Linked DNA regions of Homo sapiens: region 1 is linked to region 2. Evidence: read pairs that join two places in POLR2A ChIA-PET (ENCODE). Cell type or tissue: CD4-positive, alpha-beta T cell. All regions are shown on one strand. Each heading gives the region's core, and the rest is flanking DNA. Links, peaks and the distances in the headings are about the cores only.

Region 1 (8,000 bases), core at 1-8,000, 110 kb before region 2:
ACCCCCTTCCTGCTCCTTTCTCCGTCCTACATGACATTTGTGCTTTTGCTATTATCCTTTTGTCTCTTCCTGGGCCTCAACATGTGACTGAGTCAACACACATCTTCATTCTCATTTCTCTGTTGGTGGTCTTCTCAGTTATATTTGGCTAGACCATGCTTTCTGCTTCTAGAAGCAACACTGCTGAATTCACACCAGAGCTTTGGTACAAGGCAACTTCCTGATTCCTTCACTTTCCCCAGTTCAGACATTCCCCTTGTCTTTTCTCTTAGAGCAGTGAGCCTCCAATAAATAGCTCAAGGCCATGTTCTTCCAGACTGCCTCCTTTCCAGTAGCAAGCTCAAGCGCGTGTCCTTCAAATTCAATGATTAGATAAGATAACTTGTTCAAAAATTCAATTTCTCTCTTTCTCTTTCTCTCACCCAGTACTTTTTTTTTTTCCCCAACCCCACTTTCTGTAAGAACAGCCTATTTCTAAAAGCTAGTTCACCAGGCCCAGCTCCTTGTCTCTGGAGCCCACACCTGTCATAGCCAAAGCCACAGTAGATGAATGCTCAGGACACTACTGTTCCCAGGAGGGCACTGCTTGCCAAGGTTTACTGCTCTAAGAATGTTCTTGGGCTTCAGTCTGGTTCCATCAGGCCCAGAGAAAACAGCAGCTGTAAAGGCCTGGAGACAAGAATGACCTCAGGAGTTGGAGAAACAGAAAAGATGGCAGTTTTACTGGAATTTAGTGAGTAAAGAGGCAAGTGGAAGGACTTAGAATTAAAGAAGTGATCAGGGGGCTAGCCAGATCAGACAGGCTAGTAGTTTAAACCCTGTCAGACCAATACCCCCTTGTTATAATAAATATTTTGTAGTGTTCCCTTCAGTATCTTGAAATGAAATTCCTAGATAATATTATAAACCTGCACACCTAATTAAAATAGCATATCTTAATAATGTAAAGGAACATATTTTATAATAAAATAATAGATATTTAATATGTAAAAATTTAGAAACAGCTTCATGAGCAAACAAGTAGTGATATATGCTTGCAGCTATATGTAATACTACTTTGAATACAAGTGCAGTGATAACTCATGTTGTATTAGTGAATCACATCACAAATGGTAGTATTGTTATTGACATGATTTTCCAAAGTAGTGAACAATTTTTGGTAAAGTTTCTAACTAAAAGTAAATTTAAATATAGTTACATTCTTGGAAAAGCTGTACAAAAATACTTTGTTATATATAAAATGGAGTTCGAAATAGATTTCTCACTTGCACAAGTATCTGGCAGAATATTCCAAAGTCATTCAGGCTATATATAGGAGGATCATTTTTCAGAACTGTCACATACACTGCAGTATGTCCTTCAGTGTCTGGTCTCCGCCTTTTCCAATCATGATAATCACTGTAACAAGCAAACAGCAGTCCTGTACCAGCCTTCATGAGGTTGCTCCCCCAATACCAACTATTAATCTTTCATGTAACCTCCTGGGAACACAGTTTAGCTTTTGCCTCTAAGACTTTTAACAGGAAGAGCAAAACATTAAATAAATTAATTCCAAGTCTGTGCTGTACTCTAGGCTGAAATTTAACCCCATTCTATTTATTTCCTATTTCAGAATGGGAAATATTCAAATACAGTGCACCAGAATGAGATAAATAATAGTCTAAGGCTCAGCAGCCTAGCTATATTCTACATTTAACTGGAAACTTCCCTCGTTTTGAAGCTCCCAGGAACTACAACCCATATGTTAAATTCTCTCTCTTTTGTATGTTAAAGTCCAAAGAAAACATTCTTCTACTGTTTTTTGTTTTTGTTGTTGTTGTTATTGTGACAGAGTCTCAATCTGTTGCCCAGGCTGGAGTGCAGTGGCATAATCTCAGCTCACTCAAGCTCCACCTCCCAGGTTCAGGTGATTCTTATGTGCCAGCCTCCTAGATAGCTGGGGTTACAGGTGCACACCACCACACCTGGCTAATATTTTTGTGTCTATATATATATATGTATACTTTTGAGACAGAGTCTCACTCTGTTGCCCAGGCTGGAGTGTAGTGGTGCCATCCTAGCTCACTGCAACCTCCACCTCCTGGATTCAAGCAATTCTCCTGCCTCAGCTTCCCAAGTAGCTGGGATTACAGGTGTGTGCCACTACACCCAGCTAATTTTTGTATTTTTAGTAGAGATGAGGTTTCACCATGTTGGCCAGGCTAGTCTCAAACTCCTGACCTCAAGCGATCCACCCACCTTGGCCTCCCAAAGTGCTGGGATTACAGGATGTGAGCCACCACACCCTGTCTCTTCTACTGTTTTTAATATGATGGATATCATCTCAGTAATATAATCCTGAAAACCTTGGAGTAGCTTTATCCTTATGCTCTTCTTCCAGATGCAATAGCCCAGGCCCAGTAACACCAAGCCAGTAACACATCAGGACAGAGCCAGTGGGCACAAATGTATCAGACCAGCATGTGTCAAGCCACCCCAAGTTAATCACTCCCAGGGAATAGCTTCCAGCTGTACCAATTAGGCAGTATATTATTGCACCGTGTGAGGAGGTCCGTCTTTGTCTCCTTCTGGAATCACTGTGTCCCCTCTTCCCAGGAGGCTTTATATTCCAGAAGGCATCAGACATATCCAGGTACTTTTGGCCTCTTCATGACACCATTTACACACTAAGTACCAGCTGCTAGGTCAAAGGTTTGGCAATCACTTCTTTGGACAATAATCACTTTATGTGCTGTGCTACAGAACCAGCAAAGCCACTGAGATCCCATATATCTAGTAGGCATATGTTTGGACACTCACGTCAATACCCAGTTCTTATACTTGTCTGCATTCTGATTTCTCATTAAAATGTGTTTCTCAAAAGAGTCTTTTTCCCACCCCCATCTCCAGCACCCCCCCACCACCCCGACCCTCAGAAATCAGAGATTGTGATCCTTTGGGAGTGAGAGTCACAGATTGCATCATTTAGAAGCCCCTCCCAGCAGCATTTCCTACACTGGTTCCCAGTTCCCTGGGCCATAGCTAAATCCTACAATGTCATAAGGAATTGTTTTGGTTTGGGATCATTTAGGTGGTAACTCTACTTTGGTCCATACGTACACTTTTCAAGATTTATCTTCCAAAAATCTTCAAGTTGCAAGTGTATAACTTTCATGAAGGCAGATGGCAGGAGGCCATGCTGTGTGTGACCACTGGTTATTCTCTGCAGAACAAAATGTCCATCAGAATATCTGTTAGGTTTTGTGAGCTCCTAAACAATTTCTTAGAAGCTCCATCTGTTCTCAGTGACTATGGTATTAGTGCAGAGTGTCCAATCTTTTGGCTTCCCTGGGCTACACTGGAAGAATTGTCTTGGGCCACATATAAAATATGATAGATTATCTTGGGCCACACATAAAATAATGATAGCTGATGAGCTATTTTAAAAAAATCACAAAAAACCTCAATGTTTTAAGAAAGTTTATGAATTTGTGTTGGGCCACATTCAAAGCTGTCCTGGGCTACATGTGGCCCACAGGCTGCAGGTTGGACAAGCTTGGTGTAATATGTCCTATGTGTAAGGACGTGTGTTTAATGTCAGTAGATCCCCAGTGAACCCAGTCAAGTTAGTCCTCTGAATTGATTCTAGAGAATTTAATTTCATTAAATTAAATGCACTTACCCTGACAGATTGCATTTGAGGGATAAGGCAAAGAAATTAAGGCTGCCTGATAGGTTTCGGGTGTGAGCAGCTAGATATGTGGTGGTATTGTTTACTTAAAGTTTAGGAGGAAACAAGTTTAAGTGGGAAGACCAAGAGTCAATTTTGGATACGTTAAGTTTGAGCTGCCTTTTAGATATCGAGAGAATAGTAGGATATATGAATCTGAAGCTCAGGGCCCAAGGTAGTTTTGGAAGTTAAAGCATACATATGATATTTAATACATTAGGTCTGAATGGGAGATGAGGGAGTAAGGCAGTTATAATAAGCATGGACAGCTGTACTGAGAAGTTTTGCTGTGGTGGGAAGCAGAGAATTGGGTAATTGTTGAAAGGAGTTTTGTGGTCAATTTAGAGATCTTTTAAAATGGGAGATATTAAAGCATGTTTGTAAGCAGAAAGTAATGAATCAGAACAGAGGGAAACATTGCTGCATTAAATAAGTGGGATAATTACAAGAATTGATTTCTGGAATTGGCAAGATGATATGATAGGCTCTACAGCACAGATGGAAAAGTTGGCCATGTATAGGTGCAGTTCCATTGTGACTGGAAAGTAGGCCTGGAAAATGGACACAGATTGGCCAGGTGCAGTGGCTCATGCCTGTAATCCCAGTACTTTGAAAGGCCAAGGCTCTTAAGGTCCTCAAGGATCACTTGAGATCAGGAGTTCAAGACCAGCCTGGCCAACATGGTGAAACCCTGTCTCTACTAAAAATACAAAAATTAGCTAGGCATCATGGCAAGCACTTGTAGTCCCAGCTACTCAGGAGGCTGATGCAGGAGAATCACTCGAACCCGGGAAGCAGAGGTTGCAGTGAGCCGAGATCAAGCCACTGCACTCCACCCCATCTCAAAAAAAAGAGAAAAAAATAAAACGGACACAGATTCAGGTAGGTTGTATTTGGTAAAGGGCATAAGGGAGTGCTGGTCTGATTCCTTCCATTTCCACATTAAATTATGAAGCAGGGTCATCAAAACTGAGGATCAAAGGAGGTGGTGGAGGTTTGAGGAGGGAGGGGAAGATGTGAAATAGTCTTTTCAGATTGGGAAAGTGAAGTTATTAGGAAAACAAAATAGAATTTCTAAGCATTATTGAGTATCCATTTGTTTGTATAATGAAATGGGTCACAGGTTCATGATTTTTTTCTTTTTTTTTTAATCTTAGCACCCTGATATGTATGAGAGAGCAGTGCTAAGAAAAGATCATCAGAAGAAATATGGAGCAACAGTTGATCTTTGGAGCATTGGGGTAACATTTTACCATGCAGCTACTGGATCACTGCCATTTAGACCCTTTGAAGGGCCTCGTAGGAATAAAGAAGTGATGTAAGTGGTTTCCCGATCTAAAATCAGAGAAGCATTTAAAAAATGATTTCTGTCTTGGTTCATCTTATTGTTAGTGGTTTATGCTAATAAAAATTGATTTAACAATCATTTCTGATATTTTAAGCTACCTGGTTTTTAAAAAGAATGCAGCCTTATAAAAGTTTGCATAATTTTATGTTTAAGATATTTATGTTTAAATATCTTATATACACAGTATAAATGGTATTCAGTCTTTGGCCCATCATTAAAAATGTACTGCTTTCTAGACTTTATTTCAGCACACTGTTTATTTCACTCTGCATACTTGTCAGCACTTTCCTCCCATACAACTGAAAAAAAATACATAGTTCTGTGGAGTATTAGAATCATTACCAGATCTAAAACAAACATCAGTCTTACCCTAAAGTGAACTGATTCCTTTTACCATTTAAAAAATAACATTTTGGGCCAGGCGTGGTGGCTCACGCCTGTAATCCCAGCACTTTGGGAGGCTGAGGGAGGAGGATAGCTTGAGCCTAGGAGTTCCAAGACTAGCCTGAGCAACAGTGAGACCCTGTCTCTATAAAAAAATACAAACATTAGCCAGGGGTGGTGGTATGCTCCCATAGTCCCAGCTACTCAGGAGGCTGAGGTGGTAGGATCACCTGATCCCAGGAGATTGAGGCTGCTGTGAACTGTGATTGCGCCACGGCACTCCAGCCTGGGCGACAGAGTGAGACCCTGTCTCTAAATAAATAAATGAAAGAAAATTAAAAATAACATTTTGGCAGTAATGTAACATTAAACTTTTTTTTCCAGTGTTGCAGATTTGGACCAGACACTTGATATATTTTACTAGTATAATGTATACACATTTATGTATTGTCACAATTTTTTTTTAATTTCCATTTTTATTTTAGATTCAGAGGGTATGTGTGAAGGTTTAGTTAAAAGGGTATGTTGTGTAGTGCTGAGGTTTGGACTTTTGTTGATCCTATCACCCAGATAGTGAACGTGGTACCGAATAAGAAGTGTTCAGCCCTTGTCTCCTTCCCTCCCTACTTTTGGAGTCCTCAGTGTCTGTTGTTTCCATCTTTGTGTCCATCTTTGATGCATTAAATAAGTGGGATAATTACAAGAATTGATTTCTGGGATTGGCGAGACAATATGATGGGCTCCACAGCACAGATGGAAAAGTTGTGAACGCAAGATTTAGCTCTCATTTATAAGTGAGAACATAACAGTATTTGGTTTTTTGTTTCTGCATTAGTTCACTTAGGATAAAGGTCTCCAGCTGCATCCATGTTGCTGCAAAGGATATGATTTCATTCTTTTTTATGGCTGCATAGTATTCTACAGTGTATGTGTACCACATTTTTGTTATCCAGTCTGCCATTGATGGGAACCTAGATTGATTCTATGTGTTTGCTATCGTGAATACTGCTGGGATAAACATACAAGCGCATGTCTTTTTAGGTAGGATGATTTATTTTTCTTTGGTTATATACCCAGCAATGGGATTGCTGGGTCAAATGATAGTTCTATTTTTAGTTATTTGAGAACTCCAAGCTGCTTTTCGTAGGGGCTGAACTAATTTGCATTCCCACCAATAGTGTATAATTATTCCCTTTTCTCCACAACCTCACCAGCATCTGTTACTTTTTTTTATTTTTTTATAGCCATTCTGACTGGCGTGAGATGGTATCTCATTGCAGTTTTGATTTGCATCTCTTTGATGATTAGTGGTTTTTTCATGTTTGTTGGCAGCTTGCGTAGTCTTCTTTTTTTTTTTTTTTTTTTTTTTTTGAGATGGAGTCTCGCTCTGTTGCCCAGGCTGGAGTGCAGTGGTGCGATCTCAGCTCACTGCAAGCTCCGCCTCCCTGGTTCACGCTATTCTCCTGCCTCAGCCTCCCGAGTAGCTGAGACTACAGGCACGTGCCACCACACCCGGCTAATTTTTTGTATTTTTTAGTAGAGACGGGGTTTCACCATGTTAGCCAGGATGGTCTCGATCTCCTGACCTCGTGATCCACCCGCCTCGGCCTCCCAGAGTGCTAGGATCACAAGTGTGAGCCACCACACCCGGCGCATAGTCTTCTTTTGAGGAGAGTGTATTCATGTCCTTTGCTCACTTTTTAATGGGAATGTTTGTTTTTTTCTTGTTGATTCGTTTAAGTTCCTTATAGATTCTGGATGTTAGTCCTTTGTCAAATGCATAGTTTACAAATAATTTCTCCCATTCTATAGGTTGTCTGTTTATTCTGTTGAGAGTTCTTTTTGCTGTGCCAAAGCTCTTTAGTTTAATTAAGTCTCCTTTGTCTATTTTTTATTTTGTTGCATTTGATTTTGGGGTATTCATCCTGAATTATTTGCCTAAGACAATGTATAGAAGAGTATGTCCTATATTTTCTTCTAGAATTTTTGTAGTTTGAGGTCTTACATTTAAGTCTTTAATTCATCTTGAGTTAATTTTTGTATATGGTAAGAGGTAGGGGTCTAGTTTTATTCTGCATATGGTTAGCTAGTTTTCCCAGCACCATTTTTCGAATAGGGTATCCTTTCCCCCATTGTTTATTTTTGTCAACTTTGTCAAAGATATGTTGGTTGTAGATGTATGGCTTTATTTTAGGAGTCTCTATTCTGTTCCATCAGTCTGTGTATCTGTTTTTGTACCAGTACCATGCTGTTTTGGTTACCGTAGCTCTGCAGTATAGTTTGAAGTCAGGTAATATGATGCCTTCAGCTTTGTTCTTTTTGCTTAAGATTGCCTTGGCTATTCAGGCTCTGTTTTTGTTCCATATGAATTTAGAATAGTTTTTTCTAATTCTGTGAAAAATAACTGATAATTTGATAAGAATAGCATTGATTCTGTAGATTGCTCTGCGCAGTATGGATATTTTAATGATATTGATTCTTCCAACCCATGCGCATGGAATGCTTTTCCATTTGTTGTGTCATTTATGATTTCTTTCAGCGGTGTTAGTTCTTGTAGTC
Region 2 (17,348 bases), core at 4,790-12,789:
GGAGTGAGACCCTGTCTCAAAAAAAAAAAAAAAAAAAACTTGATGATGAAGTATGGGAACATGGAAGAGTATGATATTATACAAAGTAAAGGAAGCAGTGGCATGCATGCTATAATAACAACTATGGAAAATATGAGTGCATCAGGCCAAGGACCAAAGGGTGTTTTGCAAAAAATAAAAAATAGTTGTCTAGGGTAGCAAGTTTTCTCAAAATGATTCCCAAAATTGTTGCATAGTCTTTCTATGAATGATAAACTAAGAAAGAAGGGAATGACTTTCTTTTCTTTGAGAAATCCTATTTTTTCCAAAAATGTATTACAGGTTGTTAAACGCTACTCGGCTGAGTTTCTTAAAAGATTAGCCTGCCCCATAAGGGTTGTGATGGCAGGAATTCTGGCTTCTATTTCTAGCCCTGTTGACAGACTGATGATGAAACTCATGCATGCCCTTTAAGCTTTCCCCATCTTTGAGGCTGGGAGAAATTCCACTTGCTGCTGCCATTTAGCGCTACAATGTTTTAAAAATTAATGAGGTGCATTTACAGCCCAGGATGTTCAGGTGATTGGCTTTCCTTGAGAAATCGGTGTTGTCTGTGAAGAAGATAAACAGTAGGAGTGGTTGGGTTTGGTGGCTCATGCCTATAATTCCAGCACTTTGGTAGTCCAAGGCAGGTGGATCACCTGGGGTCAGGAGTTGGAGACCAGCCTGGCCAACATGGGGGAATCCCCGTCTCTACTAGAAATACAAAAATTAGCTGGGTGTAGTGGCAGGCTCCTCTAGTCTCAACTACTGAGGAGGCTGAGGCACAAGAATCTCTTGAACCCAGGAGGCAGGGGTGGCAGCGAGCCAAGATCACGGCACTGCACTTCAGCCTGGGTAACAGAGCAAGACTCTGTCTCAAAACAAAATCAAAAACAAAAACAAAAAACAGTAGGAGTGCTGTTATGTTGTCAGACATTGAATTCCTGCAACCAACATTTGTTATTGGGCACCTGTTGTGGACAAGAGACTTTTTCAGAGTTATGATTATATGCGAAGATGTCTCAATCATGGTTTCTGCCTTCAAGGAACTTACAGTAGGGTAATGATAAAAATACCTAAAATTGCCAGGTGTGATGGCTCATGCCTGTAATCCCAGCACTTTGGGAGGCCGAGGTGGGCAGATTACTTGAGGTCAGGAGTTTGAGACCAGCCTGGCCAACTTGGTGAAACCCCATCTCTACTAAAAATACAAAAATTAGCTGGGCATGGTGACGGATGCCTGTAATCTGTCCCAGCTACTCGGGAGGCTGAGGCAGGAGAATAACTTGAACCTGGGAGGCGAAGGTTGCAGTGAGCCAAGATCACACCACTGCACTCCAGCCTGGGCAACAGAGTGAGACTCCGTCACAAAGAAGAAAAAAACAAAAACCTAAAATTTACTGAGGGTTTACAATGTGACAGGAACTATGCTAAATGCTTTATGTACGTTAATTTATTTAATTCCAACGACATCCCCAGGGAGGCAGAGGTTATTGTTATCATTTTAAGAGATAATTAGGCCAGGTGTGGTGGCTCCTGCCTGTAATCCTAGTGCTTTGGAAGGCCAAGGCGGGAGGACTGCTTGAGGCCAGGAGTTCAAGACCAGCCTAGGCAATATAGCAAGACCCTGTCTCTACAAAAAATGAAAAAATTAATTTAGTCAGGCATGATAGGGCAAGCCTGGAGTCCCTGCTCCTCTGGACACTGAGGTGGGAGGATTGCTTGAGGCCAAGAGTTTGAGACCAGCCCAGGCAACATAGTGAGATCCCTGTCTTTACAAAAAAAGAAAAAAAGAGAGCAATAGATAATTAAATTGATGGCAAGAGAGGCTAAATAAATACCCAAGGTCGTGAAACTAAATCCACCTGACCCTGAAGGGCTGCCTGGCAGGAAAGCCAATGCTCTTGACTACTCGCCTACACTGCTGCCCAGGCATCAGCCACACTGGGAAGCAACTGCCTCCGTCAGCCAGCTTGCAATTCATAAACTCTATAAAATCATGCCTTTTTGGCTGGGCATGGTGGCTCATGCCTGTAATCCCAGCACTTTAGGAAGCCGAGGTGGGTGGATCACCTGAGGTCAGGAGTTCCAGCCTGGCCTGACCAACAAGGTGAAACAAAAAAATTAGCTGGGTGTGGTGGCGCATGCCTGTAATCCCAGCTACTTGGGAGGCTGAGGCAGGAGAATCGCTTGAACCCAGGATGCAGAGGTTGCAGTGAGCCGAGATTGAGCCGTTGCACTCCAGCCTGGGCAACAAGAGCAAAACTCTGTCTCAAAAAAAAAAAAAATGCCTTTTTGATGGGGTACCAGCTGAACCTACTAATGACACAACCGTGTTAGAAAGTCTGCACCTTTTTTCAGCTTCAAAAGAGTTTCTAATAGAGTGGGAATTGTCAAGTAATCAAGGCATGGAAATAATCATATTTAAGTTATAATTAAGTGTTTTAATATCTATTATTTGGGGGAAGGGAATTATTAGCAATAGCCAAGTTCTTTTTTTTTTTTTTTTTTTGAGACGGAGTCTCTCTCTGTCTGTCGCCCAGGCTGGAGTGCCGTGGCGCGATCTCAGCTCACTGCCACCTCCGCCTCCTGGTTCAAGCAATTCTCCTGCCTCAGCTTCTCCAGTAGTTGGGGCTACAGGTGCCTGCCAACACGCCTGGCTATTTTTTTTGTATTTTTAGTAGAGACTGGGTTTCACCATATTAGCCAGGATGGTCTCAATCTCCTGACCTTGTGATCCGCCTGCCTTGGCCTTCCAAAGTGCTGGGATTACAGGCGTGAGCCACCGCGCCCGGCCAGCAATAGCCAAATTCTTTAATAAACAACTTTTTATTAATGCTATTGCTTTGTGTTGTCTAATATTAAAATATTTCTGTCTTTTTCCAGAAACTATAAGAGATTATAGGGTGAAGATGGACTATGCTGAGTAGGGTACAAAACTAGGTGTTTTTTTGGGTTTTTTTTTTTTTTTTTAAAGACAGAGTATCGCTCTGTTGCCCAGGCTGGAGTGGAATGCAGTGGCGCAATCTTGGCTCACTGCAACCTCTGCCTTCTGGGTTCAAGAGATTCTCCTGCCTCAGCCTCCCTAGTAGCTGGGATTACAGGCATGCGCCACCATGCCTGGCTAATTTTTGTTTTTTCAGTAGAGATGGGGTTTCACCACGTTGGCCAGGCTGGTCTTGAACTCCTGACTTCAAGTGATCTGCCCACCTTGGCCTCCTGAAGTGCTGGGATTATAGGCATGAGCCACTGCGCGCAGCCTTTTTTGTGTTTTGATTCTTCTGATCTGTGCCCCACTTAGGTCCCATAGAATCACAAACTCTCAAGTTTGGAAAGAACTTTCAAGGGTATTTCTGGTATATTATTCACACTTTGGATTACAACCCATTAGTAGATTATGAAACCAGTGAACTGAGTTATAAGAAGCTTAAAAAAAGAATAAAATAAAATTGCACATGGTAAAGGTAAAGGTAGCAGTTAGCAAAACTTTCATTTTAATTATTATATTCATTTTCTAGAACTGCCATAACAAAGTTCCACAAACTCGGTGGCTTAAATCAACAGAGCCGGCACAGTGGTTCACACCTGTAGTCCCAGATTCCTGGGAGGCTGGGGTGGGAAGATGCTTTGAGTCCAGGAGATCGAGGCTGCAGTGAGCTATGATCATGACACTGCACTCCATCCTGGGGGATAGAATGAGACCTTGTCTCTTTTTTAGGAAAACACACACACACACACACACACACACACACACACACACATCCACACAGATAAATTTATTCTGTCATGATTCTGGAGTCTAGAAGCCCAAATCAAGGTGTCAATAAGGCCGTGCAACTCTGGGTAGAATCCTTCCTTGACTCTTCACCTGCAATCCTTGGCATCCCTGGCTTGCAGCTGTATCATTCCAATCTCTGCCTTTGTCACATGGTATTCTCTTGTCTGTGTGTGTCTGTGTCCAAACTTCCCTCTTCCTATAAGGATATCAATTGTACTAGATTAGAGTCCATCCTACTGACCTCATCTTAACTTGTTTATATCTGCAAAGATCCTATTTCCAAATAAGTCACAACCACACGTACCAGGGGTTAAGACTTCATATCTTTTGGGGGTAGGGATTCAACTCATTCAACCTGTAACATATATATATATTTACATGTATCTACTTACACATTTATACATCATATATATTTACATATATATGTAAAACCTATGTATTGAATCACAATGCAAAAATGTGTTTAACATTACTGTGGTAAAAAAAAAAAAGAGAGAGAGAGAGCTTATAAACACTGATTTAAGCTAAGCACTCATCCAGTTCTTCATTTCTTTTGGTAATAACTTGACGATAGTAGTTCTGCCTACACTGAGCCCACTGACAGGTGACTATCTCTGTAGATTCCCCAGGGTTTGGACAATTCTGACTGTTGGCAGGGCTATCAGAGAAGAATTTATTAGAACTCTACACGTAGCTTATAAGGGACCTAGCTGAGCAACTTAAAACATCAGGTTAGTTTGTAGCAGCAGTGGTTACAGGTAAAGTGCTCTTTTGAAACAAAATATAATACAACTTGAAAGTAGTCATGCTTTTCAAGCCTGTAAGCCCAGCCCTTTGGGAGGCCAAGGCAGGCAGCTCACTTGAGCCAGGAGTTTGAGACCAGATTGGGCAACATGGTGAAACCCCGTCTCTACAGAAAAAATAAAAATAAATAAAAATTAGCCAGGTATGGTGGTGTATGCCTGCGGTTCCAGCTACTAGGGAGGATGAGGTGGGAGGATTGCTTGAGCCTGGGGAAAAAGTAGTGATGAAAATTAGAATGTTTTTAAAGTTATAGGCAAATTTGAGGGGTTACATATAATGAAGACCTCATTGCCAAAGCCCAAAGAAGGATGTTTCTTCTTTTTAAATCTGAAAACCTTTCAAAAGAGATTGACCTTTTTTTTTTGTTTTTCTTTTTTGTTTCTTCTTTTTAAATCTGAAAACCTTTCAAAAGAGATTGACCTTTTTTTTTTGTTTTTCTTTTTGTTTTTTGAGACAAGATCTCACTCTGGTGTTCAGGCTGGAGTGCAGTGGCACGATCTTGGCTCCCTTCAGCCTTGACCTTCCAGGCTCAAACAGATCCTTCCACCTCAGTCTCCTGAGTAGCTGGGACTACAGGCATGCCCCACCACACTCGGCCAATTTTTTAGAGAGATGCGGTTGCCCAGGTGGGGGTCTCAAATTCCTGGGCACAAGTGATCCTCTCACCTCGGCCTCCCAAAGTGCTGGGATTACAGGAGAGATCCACTGTGCCCAGCTGACGATGACATTTTTTATTGTAGGAGACAGAAAAATGAACTAGGTCAAAGATCCCCTAACCAAAAGATTAGGGTCTATTGTAAAATCATAACGCTTTCCCTTGTAGATCTTTCAGCCCGTTGCCACCACCCTGCCCAGCTCTCTGAAATGTGCCAAGTTTTCCTTGTCTACTCAGAAACTTTGCTGACAGCACCAGCCTGCTCAGCTAGTGAAAATGCCTCCTGCCAAAAAGATTAACTACACTCATTTTTCTTTAGGTAATTTCATAAATCATTGTGCCTATTTTACTTTGAAAAGCTTTACTATTTTCTTCATAGATGATAATTTAGAGCCTGAAGGACACTTTAGGTAACTGAATCTTTTTCTGTCTTCAAGACATTCAGATTGGAAACAAAGTCTCGTCAGTTACAATCCATTTTGGCACAGAGATTCCTGGATATGGGACTTTGAGGGGTAGGTGAGGAGTGCACCTCAGAATGAAGGAAAGAAGTTGTGGAGTTAGAAAAAGATTCATTCTGAAGCCGTCTCCCTCTCAACACCCACCCTCGAGCTGGCTTAGGAACAAGTACCCTGCGGTGTGCTTCTTAGAGGGAAGAATCAGACCTGGAGTCTTTCATAGCTTCTAACTGTTTGGGGCTTTCTACTTCAAGAAAGACACTGAAGGTTGAGCTAGCCTTCTGATTTGGCACTACTATTGATTTTCCCACACTTTTGGCCAGCGTGTATGTCCATTTATTTTCTCATTTCTCACATGAGCAGGCTGGAAGTGTAGAAAGATCTTCGAGACACTACTTACTCATTTTGAAGTACTTGATCAATCTTTGTGCATAGCAGCATAAACCCTGGACCTGGAAGTGCATATTTCAAAGAGAGCCCTGTACCTTTTGTTCTCTTGCAAGACAAGCAGTTCTCTCCCCTGGAGAGATCTCCTCTACCCCACCTCCGCCCCACTTTCTACTCAAGGCAATGGGAGGTACCTGAGGACCCTTCACATGACACAAAGTATTGAGTCTGTGTTCCAGAATAGGAACAAAATGATCTCTACCCTCTGAGGCAGTTAATGCAGCTGCTTTGTTTAGGCTGTTTCTGAAATTAAAAAGAATCTCCCTTTTTACTCACTGTTAATGGGGTGAAAAGCTCAAGTGTTCCATGTCACACAGGGGAAATCAGATTTGTGTTTCATACAAAAGCAAAGTCAGTGGCTCACGCCTGTAATCCCAGCACTTTGGGAGGCCAATGGGGGTGGATCACCTGAAATCAGGAGTTGGAGACCAGCCTGGCCAACATGGTAAAACTTCATCTCTACTAAAAATACAAAAATTAGCCAGGCATGGTAGCGTGCGCCTGTAGTTCCAGCTACTTGGGAGGCTAAGGCAGGAGAATTGCTTGAACCCGGGAGGCAGAGGTTATAGTGAGCCAAGATTGCGCCATTGCACTCCAGCCTGGATGACAGAGTGAGACTCCGTCTCAAAAACAAAACAAAACAAAACACCAGCGTTTCAGTCATCCACATGATTTTTGCTGGCACCAGGCACACATTGCAACCTCTCTGCCTCGGTTTCCATCCAACTCCTCCACCCTAACAATCCTTACTGTATTCAACTAAAAGAAACCAAGGATCTTGGTGGTGGAATTTGCTTGACTTCTTGTCCTCCAATCACGTCCACTTCCTGTTTTCTTTTAAAGTTCACTGACAAGATCTTATTTTATGTGACAAATATGTTCGGTTTATCTGTGCTATCAATTTCTGATAAACGTACATTTTAATCTGTCAGCCAGTGTTCCAGGCACTAATGCTGCTTAAATGTAGCTGCACAGCTCTTACCCAGAAATGGTGCCGTCCAGCTAAAATCATACATTCAGGCAGCTGATTACAGACACTGACCTTGAGCTCCATTCCTGTGCGGTAATCCAAACCATCTGCACTCAACAACAATTAAAACCTTCAGATCTCTCAGGCGTTTCCTTCCTCTGATTATAACTTATGAGCTGCAGCAAAACTCAGAAAGAAACAGAATTAAAAAGACCAGGCTTTGATGCCAGCTTGATTTCTGCAGGGCAGTTCTCAACAGAGAAATCTCCACTTTATGGAACAGCTCCTTCCTCAGCTGAAATGCAGGCACCTAACATCTAACAAACCTTGAACATTTAATTATGCTGATTCTTTCTTTTGCCCAGAGGGGAAGAGGGACCTTTCATTTCTGGAGCCAGAGTCAGGCAAAACAATGAGGTAGTTTGTCCTGGAGATCTCCTATCACCCTTGTTTTCCATACCTCCCTCTTTGTCTCTCTCATCCACTTTTTATACCCTTAAAGGTCTTGCTGCCTTCTACAAAAGAGGTCCAGGCTAAGAAAAAAAAAAAAAAAAAAAAGCTAAAGAAAGTCAGTGCTCTATTTCTGAACTACTCTATTTCTGATCTCCTTTCTCTCCCTTCAGATATCCTACATCTTCATGACTGTGTCCTTTCCTATGAATTCCAAAGGAAATGCACGCAAACAAATACATTCAGCCAAAGTGTCTAAGAAAGACATAACGGTCACCCTTGGGAGGTGGAGGTGAGGAGTGGTTAGGGAGAGGCCTCACAGAGAATAGATTTCTGATGGGAAGCATCCAACCCTTAGCAAATTTCGGGGGAGAGGGAGGTTTGGTTGGCTGAAGTGCAGCAACTCACATTATACCTGTTCAATGTTGTTCTCAGGATCACCCTGGAAAAGCACAGAAGGATTCTTTTTTTTTTTTTTTTTTTTTTTGAGACAGAGTTTTTTGCTCTGTCACCAAGCTGGAGTGCCGTGGCATGATCTTGGCTCACTGCAACATCCACCTCCCAGGTTCAAGCGATTCTCCTGCCTCAGCCTCCTGAGTAGCTGGGACTACAGGCGCATGCCACCATGCCCAGCTAATATTTGTATTTTTAGTAGAGACAGGGTTTCACCATGTTGGCCAGGATGGTCTCAATCTCTTGACCTCATGATCTGCCTGCCTCGGCCTCCCAGAGTGCTGGGATTACAGGCATGAGCCACCGCACCCGGCCAGAATATTTTCTTAAATGTGAACCAGATTACATCTGATGTTAAAATCCCTACTTCCCTAAAATAAAATCCACATGCTTTACCAAGCCTTAGAAGGCCCTCATGATCTAGCCACCACGCCTGGCCCAGAAGGATTCTTGGAACTGAGACTCTCCAGCAGGAGGGAGGCTGACGACCTAGGGTCACCAAAGGGGATTTCTTGGGCAATCATTGAAAAATCCAAGACCATAAAGATTTCTCTCCCTGACTGGGCACCAGGCTAGGGAGAGAACTTTGGGAATATAGTACATTGTTTTCAGCACTATGATTTGACACAATAGCTCCTAACTCAGATGCCAATGAGTGAAGAGGGGGGAAAATGAGAAGTTTCTTTCCCCACTGGTTCATCTACACTGTTACTGCATTTTGCTAGGCAAGTCCTTTTTTTTTTTTTTTTTTTTTGAGACAGGGTCTTGTTCTGTCACCCAGGCTGCAGTGCAGTGGCATAATCACGGCTCATTCCAGCCTTGATCTCCCAGGCTCACACAATCCTCCTACCTCAGCTTCCCAAGTTGCTGGGACTATAGGCATGTGCCAGCAAGCCTGGTTAATTGTTTAATTTTTTTGTAGAGACAAGGTCTCACCACGTTGTCCAGGCTGGTGTCAAACTCCTGGGCTCAAGCGATCCTCCTGCCTCAGCCTCCCAAAGTACTGGGATTATAGGCATGAGCCGGTGCACCTGGCCAAGTCTTTAACAATTGTTATAGTAGAGAGTCTCTACAAAAACATTTACATTCATAGTGTCCCTTGGTTCTCTTTAGAATCTCCTGAACTAAGCATTTTCATTCTCTTAAAAAACTAGAAAGGAGACCATGCGAGGTGGGCCAGGCACGGTGGCTCACGCCTGTAATCCCAGCACTTTGGGAGGGGGAGGTGGGTGGATCACCTGAAGTCAGGAGTTTGAGACCAGCCTGGCCAACATGGCGAAACCCTGTCTCACTAAAAATACAAAAATTAGCTGGGCATGGTGGCGGGCGCCTGTAATCCCAGCTACTTGAGAGGCTGAGGCAGGAGAATTGCTTGAACCCAGGAGGCGGAGGCGGCAGTGAGCCGAGATTGCACCTCTGCACTCCAGCCTGGGCGACAGTGTGAGACTCTGTGTCAAAAAAAAAAAAAAAAATTAGCTGGGCATGGTGGTATGCACCCGTAGTCCCACCTACTCAGGAGGTTGACACACGAGAATCACTTAAACCTGGGAGGCAGAGGTTGCAGTGAACTGAGATTGTGCCACTGCACTCCAGCCCAAGCAACAGAGCAAGACTCCTTCTCAGAAAAAAAAAAAAAAAAAAAAAAAAGACTAAAAAGTAAAAATCCCCCATAAATTCATTCTCCAGAGATAGTCACTGATTTATATTACAAGTATTATTATTATTATCCTCATTTTGCAGATGAGAAAAGTAAGATCAAGAAAAGTAAAATAGGCCAGGCATTATGGCTCACGCCTGTAATCCCAGCACTTTGGGAGGCCGAGGCAGGCAGATCACTTGAGGTCAGGAGTACAAGACCAGCCTGGCCAACATGGTGAAACCCCTTCCCTACTAAAAATACAAAATTTAGCTGGATGTGGTGGCATGTGCCTGTAATCTCAGCTACTTGGGAGGCTGAGGCAGGAGAATCGCTTGAACACGGGAGGTGGAGGTTGCAGTAAGCGGAGATCATGGCACTGCACTCCAGCTTGGGCAACAGAGCAAAACTCCATCTCAAAAAAAAGAAAAAAGAAAAGTAAAATAATTTACCCCAAACTACTCAGCTCATAAGTCAAATGCTCTATCTCCAAGTTGATATGTTCTTTAAAATCTATTTTCCATATTCCTCGTATTCCTCGCCTCACTTTTTTTTTTTTTTTTTTTGAGACGGAGTTTCGCTCTTGTTGCCCAGGCTGGAGTGCAATGGTGCGATCTTGGCTCACTGCAACCTCCGCCTCCTAGGGTTCAAGCGATTCTCCTGTCTCAGCCTCCCGAGTAGCTGGGATTACAGGCATGCACCACCATGCCCGGCTAATTTTTGTATTTTTGAAATAGAGACAGAGTTTCTCCATGTTGGTCAGGCTGGTCTTGAACTCCCAACCTCAGGCAATCCACCTGCCTCAGCCTCCCAAAGTGCTGGGATTACAGGCGTGAGCCACTGTGCCCGGCCTCCTCTCCTCACTTTTTAATTTGTGAAGTGGTAGTAGTTGCATGTGTATGTGGTTCTTAAATTTTTCTTTTCCCTAAGAAAAAAAGCTAAGAGTTTGAGAACAACCTAATTTGGCTGTTTCATCTACAAGACTGTTATGCTGCCTGGCCAGAGTATTTCCAAGTGGAATGTAAAATACATCATTTAATTTAAAAGACCTTGGTTTTAAGAGTGGGTCACGATTCACAGGATTAATGAGTCTGAAGCCTGGAGGTGTCGCCGTCTTCCTCTCTTTTTCACTTGCGAGGTCAGGGACATATGCATCCAATGCAGAGGGTGGTGGTTTGTGGGCATTTGCCTGGCTGTTAAGCTTCCACAGTTGTGGCTTCTATACTAGGATGCAAGGTCCTGGTTGTTTTTTATGATTCCCACCACTTCCAGCGAGTAACTGTTTGAAGAAAATAGAAACTGTAGGACTTCTATTTTTGTCCTAGTTTAAAATACTGCAACACAGACAATGATATCTCAACCCACGATTTTTTCCAAGATTATACCATTTGGTAGTTCCATGGTATTAACTAAATGAACACCACCCCCAGCTGCATCTTTAAGTTTCTATATTTACCAAAGTACATTTATGTGCTAAATTAGTTTATCAGGAAAGAGCGAGTTATTCCAAGTTTCGCTCAAATGGTTACTGAGAATAAGAAGGAATAATATCATAGGGAATCATTCTTTACATCCCCCCACAACCTTTTTTTTTGAGACATGGTCTCTGTCACCCAGGCTGGAGTGCAGTGGCACCATCTCAGCTCATTGCAATCTCCACCTACTTGGCTTAAGCGATCCTCCCACCTCAGCCTCCTGAGTAATACATTTTGCCTTTTGCTCTGGGGATGAATGAAAGATTAGAAAAGTGAATTCTTGAATTGTCTAGTCAACTGTACATTTTGTAGGCCATTTCTGCATGATACAGAATTGCTGAGGGCTATACAAAAACACTATTAATAATATTCATTATTACAGATTAAAAACTGGCATAGAAGCCTTTAAAATACCTTTTTTTCTGCTGGGCGTGGTGGCTCACGCCTGTAATCCCAGCATTTACAGAGGCAGAAGCAGGAGGATAGCTTAAGCCAGACCCACCTGGGGAATATAGCAAGACTTTGTTCTGCACAAAAAGGAAAAAAAAAGATATCTTTTTTCTTATGATAAATGTATATAATAAATAAAATATATCTATTATTAAAAATTCATTAAATGTAGGAAAGCATTTTTTAAATGTTTAAACAACACATACTCCCACTAGGCTAAAATTATATTCATAAACAATATGGTATATTTCCATCTGGCCTTTTCTCTTTGCATTAGTTATCTTTAAATAAAATTGGAATCACTCTGTATATTTAGTTTTATATTCTACTTTCTGACTTAATATTAAATAATGAGCATTTCTCCGTGGTTTTAAGTAAGATGACTTTTTCCATCCACTTGAGTGGGAATTTTTTTTAAAGATGACTTTAATGTCTATATAATAGAAACACATAAAGACCCTCTTTATGTAACTTTTAATGTGATTGAATCTTTTTAACGGAGTCAAAATGCATATCTTCTAATTCCTATAATTTTTCACGTGACTTCTTTTTGTTTCTGATTCGCAAAAGCTGTCATGACCCAAATTATAAGAAAACCTGAAGGAAACACTGCCTTTTGAAAAATAAAACAAAGTATTCAAATAACACCAAATATGCTACATAAATCAAAGAACAAGAGCCACCTGGGAATTTAATGTGGCAGCCAACTCTCTTTTTCACATTAAAAATGTCAGCATAGGCCAGGCGCAGTGGCTCACGCCTATAATCCCAGCACTTTGGGAGGCTGAGGCGGGTAGATTATTTGAGGTCAGGAGTTCGAGACCAGCCTGGCCAACATGGTGAAACCCCATCTCTACTAAAAATATAAAAATTAGCCGGGTGTGGTGGCACATGCCTGTAATCCCAGCTACTGGGGAGGCTGAGGCAGGAGAACTGCTTGAAATTCAGAGGCGGAGGCTGCAGTGAGCCAAGATTGTGCCACTGCACTCCAGCCTGGGCAACAGAGTGAGACCCTGTCTCAAAAAATAAAATAAGATAAAAATGTCAGCATAATCAAATAGTTAAAGATGACAGTCCACAATTAAAGACTAAAGATAGCCCTCCACATGCCAGTATTGCTTCCACAAGCTTGAGCATAATTTTAAAGCACTTAGCTGTGCTGTTTAAAATCAACAACTTTTTTTTTTTCCATAAAGAAAAGGTGTTTGGCCAAGTGCAGTGGCTCATACCTGTAATCCCAGTACCTTTGAGGCCAAGGCAGGAAGATCACTTGAGCTTGAGTTTGAGACCTGGCTGGGTGTGGTAGCTCATGCCTGTAATCCTAGCACTTTGGGAGGCCAAGATGAGTGGATCACTTGAGGTCAGGAGTTTGAGACCAGCCTGGCCAACATGGTGAAACCCCATCTCTACTAAAATACTAAAATTAGCTGGGCATGGTGGCACGTGCCTGTAACCCCAGCTACTGGGGATGCTGAGGCAGGAGAATGGCTTGAACCCAGAAGATGGAGGTTGCAGTGAGCCAAGATCATGCCCCTGTACTCCAGCCTGGGTGACAGAGCAAGACTCGGTCTCAGGAAAAAAAAAAAAAAAAAAGAGTCTGAGACCAGCATGAGCAAAGTGGCAGAACTCTTATCTCAAAAAAAAAAAAAAAAATTAAATTAGCCAGGTATGATGGTGTGCACCTGTAGTCTCAGCTATTCTGGAGGTTCAGGTAGGAGGATCACTTGAGCCTGGGAGGTCAAGGCTGTAATGAGCTGAGATGGAGCCACTGCACTCTGGCCTGGGTGACAAAAGACCCTGTCAAAAAAAAAAAAAATGGTGTTCAAGACTTAGGCTTGCCCTGTAACAATGTGTTCTGTAACTATTAAATGAACATTAACTTATAAGCTCAATCCTTCTCTATAGGAAGGAATGAGGCCAAGACAGTAAACAGTAAAAACATTCAATAACCACTGTGTTCTACCATGTTTACTTTGTAGACATGAGCCCATGAACCTGACTTTCAAATAAAGGGGAAGAGACACCCTTCATTTTATTGTAGTGTTGACAAGGGAGAGAGATGAACACATATACACACAACACACATATGTGCACGCAAACATTTTTAAGTAGTTTTAGACTATTTATTACATGTGAAATTTAGGGTTTAAAGGTGATCTCTCTAATATGTCTACTATTTAACCAGAGTGCTGGAGTAAAAGCTAAAATATGAATTCTAATCTCATCTCTTGATGTTAACTTCCTCTGTGGTCTGTATATGATAGTTGGTAGCTGACTACCAACTATCCACTAGTACCTGATAGCCAGTTGGCTGATAGGAAACCCTGGTCTCAGTAGTAGGTCAGCTGTGAGCATGGACCCATCACTTAACTTCACCAAGACTCAGTTTCTCATCTGTGAAGTGGCAGTAATTACAGACCCTTTAGGTAACAGTGGGATAACTAGGTGAGAAAGTGCTGTGAGCATTTAAAAGAGCATCAACCAAGACACAGCAAACTATTATTATTGTACTCCGGTTATCTAATTTCTCCATGTAGAAATACAGCTATTAACTGAAATACCTCTCAATGACACAGCGAAACCTTATCTTTGAGAGTTTTTGTAGAGCTTTGAAGATGAAAGGATGCTAAGAGGTTTCTTCACATTAATTCTGGTCCCACCTGATTTTGTGTTAAATGACATGAGGGATGGTGATTGTGTTCTGGTGGAGTTATTAAAAGTGGGCAGCTGCTTCTTTTAAAACCTCTTATTATAGAAGTCAACCTGGCCGGGCGCAGTGGCTCACACCTGTAATCCCAGCACTTTGGGAGGCCGAGGCAGGCGGATCACGAGGTCAGGAGTTTGAGACCAGTCTGGCCAACATAGTGAAACGCCATCTCTACTAAAAATACAAAAAATTAGCCAGATGTGGTGGTGTGCACCAGTAATCCCAGCTACTCAGGAGGCTGAGGCAGGAGAATTGCATGAACCTGGGAGGCGGAGGTTGCAGTGAGCCGAGATCCCGCCACTGCACTCCAGGCCCGGGCCACAGCATGAGACTCCATCTAAAAAAAAAAAGTCAACCTGAGAGAGAATGATATAACAAACCAATCATGTGCATTTAGCAGTTGTCAAGATTTTGCCACACTTGTTTTGTCCATTCTTTTTTTCTTCCTTTTACTCAAGCAAACCCCAGACATCATGTCATTTCATCAATACATATTTCAAGATATATTTCCTTTTTTATTTTTGAGCAATTTTTGTGTGCGTGCCTCTAAATATTCAGTAGGTTCATTTATTTTGTTTTCAATTTAGGAGTTGCTTTTTCCCACTTTTGGTTAAACTTAGATTTTTAGTTATGTAAACATTCATAGAATTTCAAAATCAGAACTATAAACCTAGATATAGTCACATCAGTTGTGCTTCCATTATGTGTTCTCATCTGTTTCCCTCTATCCCCCTACAAATAACTAATTTTTATTATTCCTTCGGTTGCTGTTTTTTTTTTTTTGAGACAGGGTTTTACTGTGTCCCCTAGGCTAGAGTGCAGTGGCACGATCTTGGCTCATTGCAACCTCTGCTTCCCAGACCCACGAGATCCTCCCACCTCAGCCTCCTGAGTAGCTGGGACTACAGGCGTATGCCACATGCCTGGCTAATTTTTGTAATTTTTGTAAAGAGGAGGTTTCACCATGTTGCCCAGGCTGGTCTTGAACTCCTGGGCTCAAGTGATTTGCCCACCTTAGTTTCCCAAAGTGCTGGGATTACAGGCATGAGCCACCACATCAGCTATTCTGTTGCTTCTTTTAAAAAAATATTTTCTAAATAGCCAGCATACTATGAACACTGTTCTGCACTATTCTTTTTAAATGATTTATCCTGGAGGTTATTCCATATCAGTGTACTGAGAGAGTCCTGATTTCTTTTTAATAGCTACATAATATTCCATTAGCCAATTTGCCTAATTGATGGATATTTAGGTTGTTTCCTTTTTTTGTTACTATAAATAATGGTACAGTCTTAACTTTGACCATGAGGCATTTATATTTTTTTTCAGTGTGTCTTTGATATTGTTTCCTACAAGAGGAAATGCATATGTAATTTTGCTGGATACTATGGGATTAGCCTGTCTTGCAATTGTACCATTTTGCATTCCAAACAACCGTATGTGAGAATGCCTGTTTTTCTGCAACCTCAGTAAGGAAGTTGTCTAACTTTTGTATTTTTACCAAGTTTTTTCTGTTTTGAGATAGGGTCTTGCTCTGTTGCCCAGGCTGATGTACAGTGGTACAATCATAGCTCACTGCAGCCTTGAACTCCTGGGCTCAAGGGATTCTCCTGCCTTAGCCTTTCAAATAACTAGGACTACAGGTGCATGCCAAGATGCCTGGCTAATTTTTATTTTATTTTATTTTATTTTTATTTTTTTGTAGAGACAAGGTCTTGCCAGTCTTGAACTCCTGGCTTCAAGTGATCCTCCTTCCTCCTCCCAAAGTAGTGAGATTACAGGCATGAGCCACTGTGCATGACTGGCGTTTGCTCTTCTCGATGTTTGGGAATGTTCTACAGATTATAGATATTTGCTGTTTATGAAAAAATTTGCAAGTACCTTTTCCTCATTTGTTAATTAGAATTACCTCATTAAAAAAATCAAGGTAGAAGTATAATTTACAAACACATTACATTCACACATTTTAGAGCACAGTGCAAGAAGTATATGTATATAATTGTGTAACCCACCATGACCACAATCAAGATTAGTTCCTGTCATTTGCCTTTGGACTCTGCTTATTGCATTCTATTTTGCCATGAAGTTGTGCTTTGTTTTGGAGACAGAGTCTCACACTCTGTTACCCAGACTGGAGTGCAGTAGAGCTATCTCAGCTCACTGCAACCTCCGCTTCTGGGGTTCAAGCAATTCTCCTGCCTCAGCCTCCCAAGTAGCTGGGACTATAGATACATAACACCATGCCTGGCTAATTTTTGTATTTTTAGTAGAGACAGGGTTTTGCCATGTTGCCCAGCTGGTCTTGAACTCCTGGCCTGAAATTATCTGCCCACCTCAGCCTCCCAAAGTGCTGGGATTACAGGCATGAGCTGTGCCTGGCTGAAGTTGTGTTTTTTTAGCTGCTACATCCATGACTTAATGTAAACAGGTTCTTTCAACAAATATCTCATAATTCTCTTCTGTGTTTTAAACAAACAGATTATATAGGCCTAATGTATATTCTAGCTGGGGATATGAGGACACATTATTATAACTAGTATAAATTAACTTCTTTCTGTTAAAGGAACCTCTAAGGTAAAATTTTGAAATCCTGTAGCAAAGCTGAATAGGATTGCTCCTTTTTATTTGAAGGGTCATGGGGCAAGCAGGCGGATCACCTGAGGTCAGGAGTTCAAGACCAGCCTGGCCAACATGGTGAAAGCCCATCTCTACTAAAAATACAAAAATTAGTCAGGTGTGGTGTCAGGTGCCTGTAATCCCAGCTACTCAGGAGGCTGAGGCAGGAGAATCACTTGAACCCAGGAGACAGAAGTTGCAGTGAGCCTAGATCACACTACAGCACTCCAGCCTGGGCGACAGGGTGAGACTCTGTCTCAAAAAAAAAAAAAAAAAAAAAAAAGCAGGGGAGGGCCATGGCTGGGCGTGGTAGCTCACACCTGTGATCATAACACTTTGGGAGGCCAAGGTGGGAGGATTGTTCAAGCCCAGGAGTTCAAAACCAGCCTGGGCAACGTAGTGAGACCCCATCTCTACAAAAAATTTTA

The links. Peaks named below come from ENCODE experiments on the same cell type or tissue, not always from the same donor. Only the 100,000 strongest peaks of a DNase experiment are listed, where the experiment ranks them.
Region 1: POLR2A ChIA-PET joins it to region 2 with 5 read pairs; 3 of 35 experiments call an interaction of 5 or more read pairs at or near these places.

The regions. Positions count from the first base shown.
Region 1 is chr12:64,469,364-64,477,363 of GRCh38, forward strand. TBK1 (TANK binding kinase 1) reads left to right here. Exons shown (of 21, transcript NM_013254.4): 6 at 4,867-5,027. Among named protein-coding and RNA genes, the nearest start is that of TBK1, 21 kb to the left of the region's middle. In CD4-positive, alpha-beta T cell, for the core only: no CTCF peak of the experiment used is centred there; no DNase peak of the experiment used is centred there.
Region 2 is chr12:64,576,833-64,594,180 of GRCh38, forward strand. It overlaps LOC107984521 (a long non-coding RNA gene), which reads right to left and starts at 7,418. Exons shown (of 2, transcript XR_007063348.1): 1 at 7,206-7,418; 2 at 3,783-3,995. It also overlaps a transcript of RASSF3 not described here. In CD4-positive, alpha-beta T cell, for the core only: no CTCF peak of the experiment used is centred there; no DNase peak of the experiment used is centred there; H3K4me3 peaks cover 782 bases; H3K27ac peaks cover 1,521 bases.